Regions from separate parts of the Homo sapiens genome. Here region 2 is linked to region 1. Evidence: chromatin contacts called from ENCODE Hi-C or POLR2A ChIA-PET data. All regions are on one chromosome and are shown on one strand. The core of a region is the stretch at or near the end of the contact, and the rest is flanking DNA. Distances in the headings are between cores, read along the strand shown. Region 1 has its middle 120 kb from the start of FLJ40288. Region 2 holds the start of EXOC4 (exocyst complex component 4).

Region 1 (3,721 bases), core at 697-3,196:
ATTCATTATCTGTACATTTGTTTTCTGTACTTCACTGTATTTTATACTTCGGAATAAAAAGGATTCAAAATAAATTCAAACAGGTTCAGGGTTATTCCTATGACAAAGTCATTTCCACTCCCTTGATAATACCTACCTGAAACTGACATTTGGTGAGGGCTATTCTGTGCCAGCCACTGTGTTAAGCATCTCAATATCTCCTGTTGCCATCTGGGCACGGTGGCTCACGCCTGTAATCCCAGCACTTTGGGAGGCCGAGGCAGGTGGATCACTTGAGGTCAAGAGTTCGAGATCAGCCTGACCAACATGGCAAAACCCTGTCTCTACTAAAAATACAAAAATTAGCCAGGCACGGTGGCTCACGCCTGTAATCCCAGCACTTTGGGAGGCCGAGGCAGGTGGATCACTTGAGGTCAAGAGTTCGAGATCAGCCTGGCCAACATGGCAAAACCCTGTCTCTACTAAAAATACAAACATTAGCCAGGCACGGTGGCTCACGCCTGTAATCCCAGTACTTTGGGAGGCCGAGGCAGGTGGATCACTTGAGGTCAAGAGTTCGAGATCAGCCTGACCAACATGGCAAAACCCTGTCTCTACTAAAAATACAAAAATTAGCCAGGCATGGTGGCTCACGCCTGTAATCCCAGCACTTTGGGAGGCCAAGGCAGGTGGATCACTTGAGGTCAAGAGTTCGAGATCAGCCTCACCAACATGGCAAAACCCTGTCTGTACTAAAAATACAAAAATTAGCCAGGCATGGTGGCTCACGCCTGTAATCCCAGAACTTTGGGAGGCCGAGGCAGGTGGATCACTTGAGGTCAAGAGTTCGAGATCAGCCTGGCCAACATGGCAAAACCCTGTCTCTACTAAAAATACAAACATTAGCCAGGCATGGTGGTGTGCACCTGTAATCCCAGCTACTTGGGAGACTGAGGCAGGAGAATTGCTTCAACCCGGGAAATGGAGGTTGCAGTGAGCCAAAATTACGCTACTGCACTCCAGCCTGGGTGACAGAGTGAGACTCCATCTAAAAAAAAAAAAAAAAAAAAAGTGCAATAATCCTATAAATTAGGTATTTTTATTATTCTTATTTTGCAGGTAAGAAAACTGAGGCTTGGAGGGATTAAATAACCTGCTAAGGGTCATACAGTGCGTAAACAACGCAATCTGCCCTCCCTAGAAGTCTGGCTCTTAACTGTTGCATGAGCTCCTCTCTATCCAAGCCCCACCTTGACACTAGATCTTTAGGACAACCCTTGTTATAAACCTCCAAGTTCCCCCCATCCCCACGGTGTCCGGTACAGTGCATTTGTCCAGGACAAGCCTTCAATAAATGTTGAGTTGAATGAAGGAATAAAAGCCCCATCATTTTCGTCGGCTTTCTCTCGTGTACTGGGTGCAGTAGCACAAAATATCTTGTCTGTGCAAAGTTACTGAGATTTTGAGCAGAGGAAAAATAACTGGAGAACCTCCTGCCTGTGGCTGATGCTAATTTTGCTCACTGGGGTCTGTCAGGCAAATTCCCCACTTCCTTTTTTGCTTTCCCTGAGCTCCAAGACATCTGCCTAACTCCATGGTGTTCCCCCGCTCGGCCTGCCACCCAGGAAGTGGTAGAGGGGGAGACACAGCCAGGCTGTGTGCGCGTGCACTGCTTCTGCCTCCGGAAGGTCCCAGGTGCAACCACTCAGCAGGCCCCAGGTGGGCCACCAGGGTGCAGGGCACAGAGCCCAGCCATTCTAAATAAAACTCCAAGTCCATGTGGTTGCTGGGTTTTCAAGGTCTTCTGAGGCAAAAAGAGTTTGGAAGGAAAGTGACTGTCGGTCTGGAACTTTCAGGCCCCATTCAGTGGAGATTTGTTACTGGTACATTGGCTTTGGAGCTGGAGCTGCTCATGAATGCAGATACAAAGCAGATGGGTGGGGCTCCATGCAAAGTCACCAGCTCAGCCTTTGAGCCTGCCTTTGCTGAGCACCCTCTTCCTGTTGCTAGTAGATTAAAAATAAACAACTGCAGAAAAGAGAAAATCAAACTTCGAGAACTCTACACGTACTCTCTTGAACATTTTTAATTTTGTTTTGTGTTTTTGAAACACAGTCTTGCTCTTTCACCCAGGCTGGAGTTCAGTGGCATGATTTTGGCTCACTGCAACCTCTACCTCCCAGATTCAAGCGATTCTCCTGTTTCAGCCTCCTGAGTAGCTGGGATTACAAGTGCCCGCCACCACGCCTAGCTATGAACATTTTTTTAAGAGACAGTCTTGCTTTGTCACCCAGGCTGGAGTGCAGTGGTGCGATCATAGCTCACTGCAGCTTCAAACTCCTGGCCTCAAGCAATTCTCCTGCCTCGGCCTCCCAAAGCACTGGGATTACAGGTGTGAGGCACCATGCAGGGCCCCTTGCTGGACAATTTCAACCATAATTTCAAGTTGCCCAAAACACCTATTTATTTATAATTCTCCCGCCTATCCCTCAACTCTCCCCAACTGACTCCTCTTCCTCTTGACTTTATGACACCCTACTCACTCATCACATGTTTGTGTCATCTGGGCTTAAAGTCTAAGGTTCATGGACTCCCCCCCCCCCATCCACCTGATCTTACCAGCCCTTGGATACCATCAATTTGGCCCAGACAGCCTTTTAGAGCCAGGAGAACTTGGGTCAATTCTTGGTTTTATAGACATCTTAAAGCCACATTAGTAATGTCCTTAAAGTGAGGATTACTAGGCACTTTGAAGGTTATAGGCAGTCTGTAATATCCTTCAGGAAGATCGCTATAAATCTGTAGAGAGTGGTATAAAAGGGTCAAGTCTCTTCCAGTTCTTTTTCCATAATCTCTTGCCCTAGACAGTAGTAAATAATGTTCGCTGTGGCTTATCCAAGCGTTAATGCCTTCCTTAGTGACAGACCTTGAGTTTGTCCAAGTAGCAGATGGACAAGTGTTTCAGGGGAAAGGAGATCCCCTTCCCAGACCCAGGGATGAATCCTGGTTAACTTAAGCCAATCATAGTAATTCAACTTCCCTTGCCAGTGATTGGCTCAGGAGTGGGCATGTGACATGATTCTAGCCAATGACTTGTGAAGAAAGTCTGCTGAGTGCTTCTGGGAAAGTTAAAAGGGGGCACTAGTGATGCCAGGTTGTGTTTCCCCTGATGGCCTTTGATGTGTGAGTGTACAAGACCTGGAGCTTTGGTGACCACCTTGTGAACATGGAGTGACAGGTCTGAGTACAGAAACTGAGGCATGGGGGATGGGAAGAATCTATGGGTTTTTTTTTTTTGTATTGTTGAGCTGCTGAATTAATCAGTTAAAACTGTTCTACTATTAGACTTCTTATTACAAGAGGCAATACATTTTTTCTTTTTCTTATGTTGGATTGGGTTTGCTGTTATTGTTAGCTGAAACCTCCTAACTGATACATCTGCATTCAACAAAGAGGTGCTCTCCCTCTCTCACTCCTATTCTCTTTCCATCATTAGGGATCCAACTTCAGGCTAGCAGGGACATGGTTTTTTAGTGATGTCTTCATAATCTCTTACCGGAATCCCTGTCTCATCAAATGCCTGGTCAAGGTTAAGCTTCTAATTTCTAGTCATGGAATAGAACAGTGTTAAATGAAGAAGTCCTCAGCCAGGCATATCAGAATCACATGGGAAATGGGAAAGGATCTGAATAGACGTTTCTCCAAAGAAAATATACAAATGGCCATAAGGACATGAAAAGAT
Region 2 (3,721 bases), core at 839-3,338, 480 kb before region 1:
CAATATAATGCACAACAGAGATCAAAGTAAAAAATACCTAGGCCTAAATCACAGTGATAAAATGAAGGTCATATATTAATAAACTGGCATAAGAGATGGATGGATAACCACAAAATCTTAGCCATCAAGCAGTAGGGGGTTCCTCCTGGAGAATATTAAGGAATGGTCAAGCAAAGGCAATGTATGTTCTGAATTAGCATTAGTAAAAAAAGCTTTAGGTTGGCTTTCATGCTGTTTTCAAAAATATGACATTTAGAGTAAATTCAACTGGCCCTGAGGAAAATACAAATAGCATAAAAGAAATGGGAACAGCCTGGAGAATCAAAAGTACACAGATGAGATGACACATTTCACTTTCATTAGAAACAGCCACTCCTCCTGGATTTCCATAACATTTCATGTCTCTCTCGTAGTCTTATGTCATCATTTTTACTGACATGTTTTATCCCCCAGGTAAACTATACTCTCCTCAAGGGTAACACTGTGCCTGCTTCATCTTTGCAAAACTCAGGGCATTTACTCATTAAGTCAACAAATATTATTCAATATGTAATACGTGCCAGACGCCATACTGTCAACTGGCACTAAATACCTATTGTTTAAATAAATGTTGACTATAAGGTAGAAAAAACAAACAAGTTCAAAAAAGGATCCAAATAATGTCCTGGTATTCTAATTCCACAGGAAATTCAGATGGGAAACAACAAACATTCTTATTGGAATTTTAGTATCATGAGATACATCTACACTACCTGCGTATTGTCACAGCGAGAATGTGGGCCTATAGATTCACAATACAACAGCACTTCCTCTGTATGGCCTACCAAGTATATTAAGCATTTCCACACAGAGATGTTTTTCTCTTAAGCCCAAAAGAAAATTAAAGTAATGATTTAATAGGCCATAATCTTAAAGCCTCCTAAATAAGACCCATAAGATGTGTCTTTGTCAGTGAGTGGTAAGCTGTTCTAATGGTTTGATACATGCATTCATTGAAGTGCTTAGTACCTACCAGATAATGTTGGGCCCTGGGTTTTGAAAAGATGATCAATACATTCCAGAAAACTTGCAAGAACTCAAACAAAAGTTTAGTATAGGTGGGGAAAAATAGAGTGTTTGTTTATGAAAAATAAACGAGTTGAAATTCAAATGCCAACAACGTAAAAAACGTGCCATAATAAATTTTATTTAGATTGGTTTTAGTCAGTACCTGCATCATATCCAAGATTCTTGAAAGGGTTCCCCCATCCTCAATATATTTCGCTTTTTTAAAAAAAAGCTCCTAAAAGATCCACCGCTCCCACTCCACCCCCACCCTAATCTTCTGGGAGGTGCAGAGGGGCAGTGCATGGAGGATAATTTGAAATTGGTTTGGTTCTGTTTTTTAAGGAATGGACCAGAATGCGGAGGCAGGGCAAAAAATTGAAAACCGATGTGTGCCTTCAAACCCAGTCCTCCTACCAGCTCACTGCAGATTCTTGTATTTGTGGCTGTGGCCACGCACAGGTGGTTGAAAGTATCCAGAGTGTGAAAACACAAATCTGCAACTCGTGACAGGAATCTCCGGACTCCAAGGCCTTACACCCCAAAGTCCAGGAAACAAGACGCCTTTCTCAGTGAGTGCTGCTACAGGCAAACAATAAACAAGCATTTTAGGAATCAATAAACACACCTTTACACCTGGTTTTCTCTACCAAACCCAAATAGCGTGCTTTGGGGTCCCGAGACTGTAATAGAAGGTGCTGCCCCTAAAGAAAAGACTGAGGCGGGGCTCCTCTCTCTATAGCTAACCCCAGAAAAAAAAGGTGGAGGGGGAATTGCTGGGGCCCTGGGGAGGGGTTAGAGCCCTGGGGAGGGGCTGCGGGAGGCAAGGAGGAAAGGGGAGAGCAGGGTGGGACCCAGCTAACCCTTCTCCCTTCCAAAGCGGAGGTCGAGCCGCTGCCCCCAGTCCCCAGACCCTGCCTCCTGCCTCCCTCACCTGATCACAGAGATGAGCAGCCCCGAGGGGTCTTTGCTTTTGCTGACTGTGCTTCTGTATTTCCCACCAGCTGCTTCTGCCGCCATCTTGGACGCGGGGAGAGCCGCTAGGCTCCAAGGAAGCCAAGGGTGCGTAAATTCTGTATTTGACCCCGCAGGAGTCTCCACCAATGGGTGAAGAGAATTCCAGAGGCGCGGAAGTGGAAAATCCAATCACTGAAGTGAGGAGGCGGGACTAAGGGAGCAAGTTTTGAGGCCACGACGCGCGTGTTCTCTCTAAGCACTCTGGGAGTCGTAGTTTTCCTTCTCCGTCTCCTGGGCGCGCAGGAAAGCTAAACCAGCTGCAACTTCCTAAGTCTTGTAATGAGTGTCTTCATTTATCTTTATTCTGACTTCCAGCTTTTTTCAGTTTCCTTGCTTTTAGAATTTTGTCAGGCTTTAAATCAAATTTATCTGATGATGCCAAAATGTGTTAGGGTTTGTATTTAAATGAAAGAGGGGTTCTCTGCCGGATGTCTATGTGCGAAGTTTTTGCCTTAAGTGCAAGTGATTTTTTAAAAAATCCAATAAAATACGAAAATGAATATAAGCAGAAATGCTTTTCTTTAGTATTCTGTAAAACTAATGTTTCTACATTAGGTTTATGTGGAGTTCAATTTTTCCCAATGTTCCTATATTTCCAGATAGTTCTAAAACCACACGTACAGGAATAAATGAATATTGATGAAGAAAAGACAGTATAAGCTAAAAACAAACAGACCACACTGCAGATTCCTTTTTTTTTTTTTTCAAGCTAAATGAAATACTTAGTAGTAATGCACATTTGTGTTAATACTTTTACCGGTAAGTTTTTAGTATTTCCTGCATTTGGTTCCGTTGGCTTAGTCATTAATTCATAAGACCAAATGAACAAAACAAAACAAAAAAGACCAGAATGTGCGTGGAAAGTGGTTAGACTGAGGAACAAGAATAATAATAATTTAAAAGTAAGGAAGGAGGTGGCCTGCTCAGTAGCAATAAAGATTGAAGAACTTAAAGGAATAGAAAGCAAACTAACTCAGAGGTCATGGAGTTGTGAGCAGCAAGCTCAGAACACATCAATTACTTTTATTAAATAGACATCGAGCTGGTAGAAGTTCACATTTTTAAAAATTAGTTGAAGATAACACACACACACACACACACACGATAACTTAAAAGTATTCATAACCTTTGGCCCAATAATTCCAGTTCTAGGGACTTTGTTCCTAAAGAAATATAGAGTATTGACATTTTTTAAATAACACAGAAGAATTAAATAAATTATGTAACATTCAAATGAGGAAATAACATATAGCTTCTGGAAATCATAATTTTAATGGCTTTTAAAGAAAATAAGATTTTTGGGCCAAGTGTGATGGCTCACACCTGTAATCCCAACACTTTTTGAGAGGCAGAGCCGAGCAGACCACTTGAGGCCAGGAGTTTAAGACAAGCCTGGCCAACATGGTGAAACTCCGTCTCTACTAAAAATGCAAAAGTTAGCCGGACCGTGGTGGTGTGTGCCTGTAATCCCAGCTGCTTGGGAGGCTGAGGCATGAGAATTGCTTGAACCTAGAAGGCGGAGGCTGCAGTGAGCCAAGATCGTTCCACTGCACACTGCACGCCAGCCTGGGCAACAGAGGGAAACTCTGTCTCAAAAAAAAAAAAAAAAAAAAGATTTTTATGGTATAAGTACAAAAACTGGGCTATAAAATTAAATAAT

What was found. Hi-C counts contacts between places; a loop is a spot of excess contacts on that map. ChIA-PET counts read pairs that join two places held with the same protein, here RNA polymerase II (POLR2A). Pooled maps may share reads with other maps.
Region 2: a map of CD8-positive, alpha-beta T cell shows a loop between it and region 1 (6-fold over the local background). The contact joins the promoter of EXOC4 here to the enhancer-like site in region 1. A Hi-C loop is called at or near these places in 2 of 168 maps with a recorded cell type or tissue (CD8-positive, alpha-beta T cell and naive thymus-derived CD4-positive, alpha-beta T cell) and 5 of 50 pooled maps. POLR2A ChIA-PET finds 5 or more read pairs at or near these places in 1 of 52 experiments (activated CD4-positive, alpha-beta T cell).

The regions. Positions count from the first base shown.
Region 1 is chr7:132,769,581-132,773,301 of GRCh38, reverse strand. No RefSeq gene overlaps it. Among named protein-coding and RNA genes, the nearest start is that of FLJ40288, 120 kb to the right of the region's middle. RefSeq lists enhancers at 1,196-1,695, 1,696-2,197. Within about 2 kb of position 1,946, at least 2 of the 41 ENCODE cell types and tissues checked have a DNase peak (open chromatin) inside an H3K27ac peak, as active enhancers do; they include CD8-positive, alpha-beta T cell, where a contact is called at or near this core.
Region 2 is chr7:133,251,445-133,255,165 of GRCh38, reverse strand. It overlaps EXOC4 (exocyst complex component 4), which reads right to left and starts at 2,088. Exons shown (of 18, transcript NM_021807.4): 1 at 1,979-2,088. The coding sequence starts at 2,064. RefSeq lists enhancers at 2,002-2,061, 2,272-2,321.